2 separate regions of the Homo sapiens genome follow, and region 1 is linked to region 2. The links are chromatin contacts, found by Hi-C in ENCODE. All regions are on one chromosome and are shown on one strand. The core of a region is the stretch at or near the end of the contact, and the rest is flanking DNA. Distances in the headings are between cores, read along the strand shown.

Region 1 (6,082 bases), core at 2,551-5,050, 630 kb before region 2:
AGCAGGTGGGGCTCCTGTTTAACATTTGCTGATCTCCACTTAAGAGCAGAACATCATCAGCCTTAGTCGCCATGCTGAAATGGGCTCTGTCACTTGGATAGCGTTTGTCAGTTGAAAGCTTTCTCTCCATAAACATCAACAGACTGGAAACCCAGTGAAAACTTTGTTTTTAATATTTAAAAATTAAGTCTCCACATGCACTCTGGGACAGAGGGGCAATAAATTACAACTTGCTATGTGCCAGAGATTATACTAATTGTATATCTGATTAAATTCTCACAACAGCCTTAAGAGGGTTTTGTAATCCTCATCTGCAGATGAAAAGTGGAGGAGGAGAGAGTAAGTGGCTTGCCTGAGTAAGGGCCAAGACGGAATTCAAACCCAGATTTTTGATGTCACAAAGCTAGTATCCTGGCGGGGCGTGGTGGCTCATGCCTGTAATCCCAGCACTTTGGGAGGCCGAGGCAGGTGGATCACTTGAGGTCAGGAATTTGAGACCCACCTGGCCAATGTGGATAAACCCTGTCTCTACTAAAAATACAAAAATTAGCCGGGCGTGGAGGCAGGCGCCTGTTATCCCAGCTACGAGGGAGGCTGAGGCAGTAGACTTGCTTGAACCCAGGAGGCTGAGGTTGCAGCGAGCTGAGATCACGCCCTGCTGCACTCCAGCCTGGGTGACAGGAACAAGACTCTGTCAAAACAAAACAAAAAAAAAAGCTAGTATCCTTCTCTTAGTGTTGCCCCCTGCAGAGGAACTGTTTTTTTTTTTTTTTCTTTTAAAGCACCCTACATCACATAATGTCAGCTGGACTTTTCTGTGATATTAACACTGGGATCCTGTAAAACACTATATTCTGACCATAGTCTGACACTCTGCATAATGAACAATTAGCCGGGAAAACATAGTATTTGAACCTCCTTTGCAGAGAGGAAATTCTCACAACTCCAAAGCAATAGTCAGCCCACAGTCAATGCCATCTCATCACCCAGCCCAAGGCTCGGCCTAAAACCTTCTAGAGGGTCTCACTCTAAAGATAACCCAAAGGTCTCACAGCTTCCTGGTTGCAAAAACGACAACAGGAGCAGGAATTGAGACCTAAAGATCATTTGGGTAGAAATGAGGAAAGAAATGACATGTTAAATGATGATTTTTCCCTAACTTGCCTTGTTCTTTCTAGATGTGGCTCAAGAACTTGCAGAGTTATGGTGGGATAATTCGACTGATCAAATGCTGAAAGTTTTCCTATCGACTTCAAGGCTGTTCAAATCTCTATGTACTTTGAAGTCTGAGGCACAAGATAATTTCCCAGAGATTCATGTTTCTATCGATGCTAGGCTGGGCTGACACAGATAACCCCTCAAGAGGCCTTTCCGAACTGCTGTATAAACTGTCCTGGGTCCAGCAATAAAGCAACTGTGTCATTATAGTTCTCTGCCCTTCAGAAGATCTGATCTTAATACCCTTCTCTTCTTTTTGTCCCTCTGATTTCATCAAATTTGTTGCCATTCTGGGTGTTTCTCCTTCTCTCCCCGACTTTTTCTACTTCAGATCAAAGAACTTCCCCTTTTTCCCACTTTTGGATTTGCGCCCTGGAGGACAACGCAAGGTTAACTTCCCTCCCACCTCCTCTTGTAGGCACACAGGGTGCCCCTTAGCCAGCGAAATCTCCGCGCCCGAGATCCTCTCACAATTTCAGGCTGGTGAATTGTAGTAGGAGACATGGTTTAGTTTGATGTGGTTAAGTCAGTCATCATGGCATCTTCGTACCCTCAGCCCCAAACCGCTCTCCTACTCATCACCCTCACTTTCATTTCTTTGGATTATCTTTCATCGGCTTACCACCAGCCTTCACAGCCTCACCCAAGGCTGAAGCAGGGCTAGCAGGGTGGTGCGTTTCCTTCCCTGGTTGAGCTGGTGACTGCTGTGGGTAAGCAGGTCCAATGTGAACTCAATTTTACATTGAGAAAGAGAAAGCAAGAGTGAGTGGGCTGCTAAGACTGTTGCTTCATGGTTTCCCCTAAGCCCCAGAAATAGAAAGGCAGACTTCCGACTGGCAGAGCCCGTATGCTAACCACCAGACCACACTGCCAGATAAGAAAAATGTTCGATTGTGTCATACTTCCCTCATTGGCTCCAGTGTCTGAAAATGGCCCTGAATTTCAGAGAGTCTTACCATGACCCAGGGATTTAGAGAGGATCGAAGAGGGAGGACAAAGGAATCAGGCACCTTCTCTCTCTCTTTTCTGGGGTAAATTTATTTTCAACCACAAAAGTAAAGGAAAGAAAAAGTCACAACAGATGAGTTATGAGCTAACTTTCTGATTTGCACATGTAAGAGAAAGAAATGAACTGGATATCATTAGACATTGAGAAAGGGAGTCTGCAAGCTAGCAATGTATCTTCGGCCTTTTTGATTTACACGTGTTTATTTATGAGTACCTACTGTGTGCCAGGCATGATGCTTGGTGCTGCCAATTCAAAGAGAAATAAGACACCTCCTTGCAAAGTGAGAAGGCAGAACTAGATTCAGATTCACCTAGATTTCAACTCTTGTGCTCAGGCCACCACCACCACCATGGAAACAATTTTGCTTGACTCTCCCGGCGCAGCCGCGGCAGGCGTGTGTGTTGTCAGACACTGCAGGAAGAGTGATGGCCTGGGTGTTGACAGGCTCCTAATTGGAAGGTAGGAGGTGCCACCAGAGATCAGCTATAAAAGATATCTTTGGACTGGGGTGGGCTGCTAATGCTTGGAAGAGACTTGTGGGTGAGGCCCGGTGAGCTGTCACCTCGGAATTGGGCCTTGCCCAGCAGACAGACATGCATGCGGGGGAGGTAGCTGACAGACAGGGGCGCATGGGGAAGCAGCCATTCCAGAGAACTGCAACAGCAGATTGCAAACCAGGACTTCAGGACTCAGAGGGGGACAAGGAAAGGAGAGCCTATAGTGGCCCCAAAGCCCAGGGTCAGAGGCAGGGCCAGGAGAGCAGCTGACAAGAGCTTTATGGTAAGGACAAAAGAGAAGACAGCCGGAGTCTCCTTTTATTCAGCTCATAAAGACCCAACTTCTGTGCACTTATAACTGTTCAGACCCTGAGGGGTTCAAAAAAAGAACCGTGTTAGGAGAATTCAATATTTAATTAAGAGATGATCAGATCCGTGCACCGAAATTATTGCTGGGTAAGACAATACTGTGTGTGTTACATAGCATTGGAACTTAGGAAAGCTCTTTCCTTGTGTTGTTTAATTTAATCCACTCAACAACCCTGCAAAGTGGGTACCATTGTCCCTGTTTTTTATGAATGAGGGGGTGAGGTGCTGAGAAGCTGTGTACGTTATTTGAGTTTGTCTGGCTAGTCAGTGGCTGAGCCAAGTTCCAATCCAGGTCATGTGAGCCTCTGAACTTTCTGATAAAACCTGCAGACCCCCTTAACTGGGATAATATAGTCATGCATTAAGCAAGAAGGAGAAGTAAATACAGGCTGATGGTGTAGGGGAGAAATTCAAAGGGAGAAGGCCTAGGAGGGAGAGGGAGCTATGTGTGAACAGAACCAAAGATGGCCTCTGGGAATTGGAAGGTCTCTTGGAATTCGTCCAAACTGAGGATCACAAGTCTCCACATTCTGAGTAGGAGGATGAGGGTCTGAGTTAGGATTTGGGTCCTGCAGGGCTTGCTAAGGAATCCCCTGATGGCCTAGGATTCCACGCAGAGCACATCTGGTGTGAGAGAGCTCGCTGCAAGGGTGAAGGCTCCGCCCTATCAGATAGACAACCAGGCCACCAAGAGGCCCAGCCCTCCAAACCCTGGATTTGCAACATCCTCAAAGAACAGCAACGGGCCTTGAGCAGAATTGAGAAGGAAATACCCCCACCTGCCCTCAGCCGTTAAGTGGGCTTTGCTATTCACAAGGGCCTCTGGGTGTCCTGGCAGAGAGGGGAGATGGCACAGGCACCAGGTGCTAGGGTGCCAGGGCCTCCCGAGAAGGAACAGGTGCAAAGCAGGCAATTAGCCCAGAAGGTATCCGTGGGGCAGGCAGCCTAGATCTGATGGGGGAAGCCACCAGGATTACATCATCTGCTGGTGAGTAGGCTTCATTAATTCTCTGATGAATGGACGATTGCAAGGGAACTTTTTTCATCTTCAAGGAGCCAGAAGAAGTGGTGATTAAATTGGTCTTTTAAAATAAAAAGACTCCAAAGGGGTACAAGTCTTCAAGCTTCCCCTGTGGTGTTCCGGGCACTCTGGCTTCTCTTTCGGAGGGAGGAAGAGCATCTATTCATAGGCTGTGACTTGGAGAGGCCCCACGGTGAGTCAGGCGCTTGCTGTGTGAGCCGCTGGTTGCTAATGTCTTCGGGAACTGCTAATTTACCCATCTAATTTGTTCCTGTACACTGGCCACAAAGGGAGACCACTCAATTATTCTGATCCAAAAGAGAGGCTTGTGTTTACCATGATCTCCCCAGCAACTGTGTGAGTGTGTGTGCATGTGTGTGTGTGTGTGTGTGTGTGTGTGTGTGTGTGTGTGTGTTTGCCTAACAACCTTAGGCAATGACGAAGAGGTGGGGCTGCTGCCCTTGTTAGCATTTTCAAACACATTCCAGTTCTGAGTTGAGGGCAAAGATTGTAATGGGGTGCTTCAGAGAAGCCTTGGCTCCCAAGGAGGTTATAACTTCAAAGGGTGTTTTTGAAAAACCAAGGCGGATGAGGAAAGTGGCTACAAGTTCCTTCCATCACAGAGGATCAATGAAGGGGAACAAAGATTTGGGAGCATCTACTTTGTGCCAGGTACTGTGCTTGGGTTTTACACGTCTTCTCTTGTTGACTTTGCATAACTCCCCTTTGAAGCAGATATTACTCCAGGTTCTTGCCGTAATGTTTCAGCTTAAAGAAAACCAACCCATACTTCTTTAGGTTGCCCTGAAAAGGTGAATCTTCTGTGAAGCCTTTTCTGTCTTTATCTGTTAAAATTAATTAAGCTCTTGTTTGTGCTCCCAGAAAATCACTTTAGACCTTAGAAAGATGGCAGCCTCAGTTTTCTCATTTGTAATATAGGGGTACCCATAGGGTCATTGTGAGAAATAATAGAAATAAATCATGGAAGTGCTTGGATAGTAGCTGGTACTTAGCCCTCATCAGTCATCATTGTCATTGTTGTTAAGAGTAATAATAATAATAATATCACTTATTATAATTACTCACCTCTAGGTTTTTAAAAAACTTACAGGCCGGGCACATTGGCTAACGCCTGTAATCTTAGCACTTTGGGAGGCCAAGGCAGGCAGATCGCCTGAGGTCAGCAGTTCAAGACCAGCTTGGGCAACATGGTGAAACCCTGTCTCTACTAAAAATATGAAAATTAGCCACGCGTGGTGGCTCATCCCTGTAATCCCAGCTACTCGGGAGGCTGAGAGAGGAGAATTGCTTGAACCCGGGAGGCGGAGGTTGCAGTGAGCCAAGATGGCACTATTGCACTCCAGCCTGGGTGACGAGAAACTCCATCTCATAAAAACAAAAACAAAAACAAAAAAACTTACATAAATTTATGGGGAACAAGTACAATTTTGTGACAAGCGTAAATTGCATAGTCTTGAAGTCAGGGCTTCTAAGGTATCTATCACCAGATTGATATCTATTGGTATCTATCACCAGATTGATATCTATTGATATCTATCACCAGATTGATATCACCACATTGTACCTATTAATTAATTTCTCATCATCCTCCCCCCACCCTTCTGAGTCTCCAGTGTATATTATTCCATACCCTAATGCCATGTGTTCACATTATTTAGCTCCCACTTATGAGTGAACAGTGTGATATTTGTCTTTCAGTGTCTGACTTTTTTAACTTAAGATAACAGCTTCCAGTTCTACCCATGTGGCTGCGAGAGACATGATTTCATTCTTTTTTATGGCTGAATAATATTCCATTGCATATATATACACCACAGTTTTAAATCCAATCATCCATTGATGGACACTTAGGTTGATTCCACATCTTTGCTATTGTGACTAGTGCTACGATAAACATACAAGTGCAGGTATCTAATTATTTCTTTTCCTTTGGATGGATACCCAGTA
Region 2 (6,007 bases), core at 942-3,441:
GACTTAAAACTAAATAACTGTATCTGGCTGGTAAAATTGCAATTACTGATAAGTGGCACGAAAGCATAAGATAATCAATAAAACTATGAAAACTTTTTTTACAAAAGGTCAGTCATATTTTGTTTACTTAAAATACTAAGTTTAATCATGACCTATCTAAACCTTATCATTGCTCATTGTATAAAATTAGCACTGCACTTGCAAACATAAGCAGAATCTAGACTTATCAAACATATGGTGAGACTTCACCAGCTTCTGAAAAATTAAATAATATAGGATTAAAATGTCTTAGTTGGGTAAGCAGTAACCACCGTTACGGCTCAAGACTTTTCATCAAAAATTTGATCAGAAAGGAAACCTCTTTAAAAATTTTAAAGAGCCCAGCAACTAAAACTTTGAAATTAACTGAGATGGTTTGAATGAATATAAGTACTCCCACTTCAGAAGCTACAGCTAAAAGCAAATACCTAAAATAGCAAAAAGGGAAAAAGTGTCAGCAGATCTCCAAACTACTAGAAAGTACGCAAAAGCACACGCAGACTGGTTTGCCAGCTAACTTTTCCGGCCCTGTACCAGACAGACATCAAAACAAAGTTTACAATAGAGCCAACCATGCGCTTTCCCTCTAAACTGGACGATAAACTGAAATTTTTTGCTGTTGCTAATAGAAGCCCCTTATTATAATTAGAAGCAGCCAACTGACAGGTGGAAAAACAAATTCCCTAACAGGGCAGTAAGAGGTTGTGAAAACACGGTTCAAGGCCTGAACGTGTTACGACTACTCTGTAACAAGTCCAAGGTAATTTACGCACACACTCTTCAGCGCAATTCCTCAAGCAGAGATGAGACGGGAACAACAGGATTCCCCGAGAGCCACATACCATTTTACAACAGCCGTCTCCCTCCCGACAGAGAAACAGACATTTTCATCCAAAGTCTTTCCGCCAGTTCTCCCAGTGCGGCGAAGGGAAGCGGGCGGCAGCCACCGTAACGAGAGAAGCCGGCAACAGCCCCGCCGCGCGGCCGCCACGCCTTCCTCCCGCCGCCGCTGGGGACGCGGAGCCGCGGATCACATTTCTCCTCCCCAACAATCACACACACGCACGCACGTCCCCAGAGTTGACACCCTGCAAACCCGCTGCTCCGCGACGCTGGGGACGGGGCCACAAAGCCCGGGACGCGGCCATCGGCTGGGGTGCTCAAGCTGCGTGCCTGCGCGTTTGTTTGTTCCCCTTAATGAAAGGAAAGGGATCTCCGTAGTTACGGCCTAGGACTGCGGAGGGGGAAGAGAGGCTCCCCGTGGGACTAAACAAAACTTCGGTTGCTGGGAAGAGCCGTTGCGCAACCTTGGCAGGGGGAGGGGGGGCCGAGGCCCCCGGGCCCCGGCCAGGCGCGGCTTCCCGGAGGCTACGGCCCCCGCGTCCGGCGGCCCAGGGCCTGGCGTGGCGCCGGCTTCGAGGGAGCGGCTCATACCGGGCCACACTGCAGGGGCTAGGGCGGAAACTGGGAGCACGAGAGCGCTGGGGATGCGGATGGGGCACGGGACGCGCAATGAGTGCGGGCTGCGCCGGAGGTGTCGGGCCAGGCCCGGGTCAGGCTTGGGGTCCGCTGGCCGCGGAGCCCGCAGACGGAGCCGATCCCCCCACCCCGGGGTGGCGGCGCCCCTCGCTCGACTCCCTTACCTTCCTAGAGGCCCGCGCTCTCTCCTCTTCGGGCGGCCGCAGCCCTGAGCATGTCCGGGGTGGGGCGCAGGGCCGTGCCGGGGACCGGGAGCCAGGCGCTTCAGCAGGCGGCACCACCCAGCCCGGGCTCAGCCCCTCTCCGCGGCCGCTGCCATCTTGTCCTGGCGGCTGAGAGGAAACGGCGAAACACCCTCCCCCGACCGCTGCTGCTGCTGCTGCTGCTCTGGCTGCTAAGCGCCGGGCCCGTCTCCCTCATCTTCCTTCCCGGGGATTTGGGGTGGGGACGGCTTGGCTAGGGCGAGGGGTAGTGGGAGGCCGGTCGGCCTCCGGCTACTGGGGCCTACGGGCGACGCAGGGTGCGGGGCCCACGGCGATTGGGGCCCATTCCTGACGCCCCGGCCGGGAGCGGAGAAGGAAGACTGGCGGGAGTGGTGGCGACGGCGGGGCCTGCGGCTTGATCTCCTCAGGTCGCCGCGATGCCGGCAGTCGTCACTGAGGCAGCTGCCACCAGCCGCCCCAGCCTCGGGCCCCTCCTCCGCGCTCGTCGGCCTCGGCCACCGCCTCCGCAGCGCCACCGCCCGCCCGGCAGCGCTGCGCGCCCAGCCCGGGCGGCTCCGCTCCGCTCCGGCCGCGGCGCCTCCGTGAAGCCCCTCCCCGGGGTCCGCCCGCCAGTCCGCAGCCGCGCCCTTGTTGCCCGGAGCCCGCCTGCCAGCCCGTGCGGCCCCAACCCGGAGTCCCGCAAGCCAAGCCTCCCGCGAAAGAAGCATCCGTCAGCCCGGCTCTGCTGTTCTGAACCTCACTCCATGCCCCCTCCGCCAGAAATACACATTTTTAAAAAAGATCCCAATACCCGAAGAAAGGATGAAGATGCGGAAGCAGGATTTTACAGGCCTTTCGAGATCCCGGAACCGTAATTAAGGATCTGTTTCTCGGCATTTGGTCGTTAAAGGTCCCAAAATAAGTAAAGGGGAAATGCTCAAATGAACGACCTCAATCTAAACTAGGTTCTACCCGCTCCCCTATCCCAAAGAGTGAAGAGAATTGTAAAGCCAGGTTCAAGGACGGGGGAAGGGTCCTCTTGGAAATTTTAAGAGCATCTCTACTGTCCAAAACCCCATAATTGTGAAGTTCGCCCACCTCCACATTGGTAATTCTCCGTTAAATTAGTCGGTTTAACTCCCAAAGACTAGTTTCTTTCCTCCTGGAGATTAGGAAATCAACAGAATGGCCTGTTTCAGCTTACATAATCGTGGAACCATAGAATTTTAGGAATGAAAGAAGCTTTGCGATCCTTGGTCCCAACTCTTACACTCAGGAGTTCCAAGAAGTTTAGGTGACATGACCAAGGTTATACAGTAAAGCCCATGTCTCCCACCCCATCTTTCCTCCTTTTCCCTAGGAAACAAATGGCTTTCTAATACCTCACATTCAGAGTTGATTTTCTTTTATACCCGTTTCCTCAGGTTCCCTTTGTTCTGAATCAATGTCTAACCTTTTGGGAAACAAACACCTTTCTGGAATGGAAGTGTCCTTTCTTTGTTTCCTTCATAATCTTCACTAGCAAGATTGAATTTACCAGAGATGTATTTATTCCCAGAAATTTTCTATTGCAGTAACTGGGGCAGGGCAAAGGGAGTGGCAAATTGCTGCATACATAATACACATTTAATCCCTGCTGCTCTTCAAACCGGAAGATGAGTATTTTGGATAATGCCTTTAAGAGACAAAGGAGGCCGGGCGCGGTGGCTCGCACATGTAATCCCAGCACTTTGGGAGGCTGAGGCGGGTGGATCACCTGTGGTCAGGAGTTCAAGACCAGCCTGGCCAACATAGTGAAACCTGGTCTCTACTAAAAATGCAAAAATTAGCTGGGCGTGGTGGCGGGCGCCTGTAATCCCAGCTACTCGAGAGCTGAGGTAAGAGAATCGCTTGAATCGCTTGAGCCACTGCACTCCAACCTGGGCGACAGGGAGAGACTCTGTCTCAAAAAATAAAATAAAAGAGAAAGGATAGTATGCCCTGAGGCCACTGGAAATAACACTTTCGAATGACAGTTGTTTTCAGGTTAGAGAGGATAACCAGCTGAAAAGGCTTCCAATATAGAAGAACAAAACAATGGCTGCCTTTCAGAGAGATAGCCTATGAACCATTCCTTTTCACTTAGTATTTCGTTACTTTTTATTTTTCTTAAGAACAATAGTCAAAAGAATCAAAGAGGATAAAATCATTTACTCAACGGAGAAAGCTACAATAGTAGAAAAATCTGTCAGGAGGAACAGAGAAACTATTCCACTAGAACTTCAAATTTCAGAATTTTTGCAGACATTTAAGGAGGCCATCTCTAATGGAAGGCTTCCATTCCCTGTATTTGCTACATCCATGAAGAGATGGAAATGAGAGACAAGGATTTATTTTCCTTTCTATCTCCTGCATGTTGCTACTCACTACACTATATATTCCAGGAGGGGATTCATTCATCTTTTTTTTTTTTTAGATGAAGTCTCGCTCTATTGCCAGGGTTCAAGCAATTCTCCTGCTTCAGCCTCCCGAATAGCTGAGACTACAGGCATGCCCCACCATACCCAGCTAATTTTTGTACTTTTAGCAGAGACGGGGTTTTACCATGTTGGCCAGGATGGTCTCGATCCCTTGACCTCGTGCTCTGTCCACCTCAGCCTCCCAAAGTGTTGGGATTACAGGCATGAGCCACCACGCCCGGCCTCATCTTTTTTTTTAACCATTATATTGCAAGTGCCTAATACAGTGCCTGACTTGTGGTAAGACCTTAGTAAATGTTGCAAAATAAGTAAATGATATATTCCAGCCCCCCTTCACTTTATACCTATTGTCTCCTAACCTAATTTCTTTACCTCTAATCTCTTCCCCTTCAAATCTTTCTTTTTTTGAGGCACGATATCAGCTCCTCTGCCTCCCAGGTTCAGGCGATTCTCCTGCCTCAGCCTCCCAAGTAGCTGGGACTGCAACTTCCGCCTCCCAGGTTCAGGCGATTCTCCTGCCTCAGCCTCCCAAGTAGCTGGGACTACAGGCCCGTGCCACCACGCCCAGCTAATTTTTTGTATTTGTAGTAGAGATGGGGTTTCACCATGTTAGCCAGGATGGTCTTGATCTCCTGACCTGACAGAGTCTAATTTTGTCACCCAGGCTGGAGCACAGTGGTGTGATCTCCATTCACCACAGCCTCAACTCCCTGGGCTCAAGGGATCCATCCACCTCAGCCTCCCACCTAACTGGGATTACAGACACGCACCACCACAGCCAGCTATTTTTTTTTTATTTTTAGTATGGAGATGCGGTTTCATTATGTTGGCCAGACTGGTCTGGAACTCCTGGCCTCAAGTGATCCGCCCACCTCAGCCTCCCAAAAGTGCTGGGATTTCAGGTGTGAGCCACTGCGCCTGGCTTTCAAATCTATTCTGAACACAAACATCTAGATAATCTCCCAAAGCCCCTAATGTAGCTATTTTACAAAGTTTGAGGGTTGTTTTTTTTTTTTAAGGAAAATTTCTCATAGTGCTAAGATCTCTCAAAAATGCAGGCTGGGGGAGGGCATGGTAGCTCACATCTGTAATCCCAGCACTTTGGGAAGCTGAGGTTGGGGGATTGCTTGAGCCCATGAGTTCCAGGCTGCAGTGAGCTGTGATTTCGCCACTGCACTCCAGGCTAAGTGACAGAGCAAGATCTTGCCTCTAAAAAATAAAACAGGAAGATACTAAAGAAAACCTTAATGTTTTCATTCAAAAAAATTACTTAAGGGCCAGACTTGGTGGCTCACACCTGTAATTCTATCACTGAGCAAGACCTAGCCTCTTCAAAAACCCCTCTCTCTCTACAAAAAATACAAAAACTAGCCTGGCCTGGTGGTGCACGCCTGTAGTCCCAGCTACTCGGGAGGCTGAGATGGGCCCTGAGGCTGCAGTGAGTTGTGATCACACCACTGCACTCCAGCCTGGGCGACAGAGTAAGACCCTGTCTCTGAGTAAGTAAGTAAGTAAATAAACAAATAAAATCCTTCACAGAACTAGCCCACAAGGAACTCAATCAACTTTTTGTCTCCTTACTCCAGCCACTCTCTGGAGCTCCGTAGGTGCCTGGATCACCTTCTGCCTGAAACATTCCTCAAGTATAGCCATCCACCTTTCTTTCCTGTCCTTACTCAAATATTGCCTTCATGGTGAAGCCTCCTCTTCAGCGATGACCACCTATATTTACATTCCCTGTCTTTATCTTTCTCTTTAGGGCTTGCCATCATCTTAGATACTATGATATATATTTTCTGTTCCCTTGTCCCTCAAGGTAAGCTTTCA

Evidence for each region. Hi-C counts contacts between places; a loop is a spot of excess contacts on that map. Pooled maps may share reads with other maps.
Region 1: a loop to region 2 is called in a pooled map, with 6 times the contacts of the local background. The contact joins the promoter of LMO2 here to the promoter of HIPK3 in region 2. A Hi-C loop is called at or near these places in 3 of 37 single-sample maps with no recorded cell type and 8 of 50 pooled maps.

Annotation. Positions count from the first base shown.
Region 1 is chr11:33,889,794-33,895,875 of GRCh38, reverse strand. LMO2 (LIM domain only 2) reads left to right here and starts at 3,800. Exons shown (of 6, transcript NM_005574.4): 1 at 3,800-4,081. LOC105376621 (a long non-coding RNA gene) reads right to left here and starts at 1,930. Exons shown (of 3, transcript XR_931176.3): 1 at 1,841-1,930. RefSeq lists enhancers at 1,688-1,857, 4,235-4,344.
Region 2 is chr11:33,253,565-33,259,571 of GRCh38, reverse strand. It overlaps HIPK3 (homeodomain interacting protein kinase 3), which reads right to left and starts at 2,191. Exons shown (of 17, transcript NM_005734.5): 1 at 1,683-2,191. RefSeq lists enhancers at 717-806, 847-896 and silencers at 1,237-1,436, 1,507-1,846, 2,107-2,436.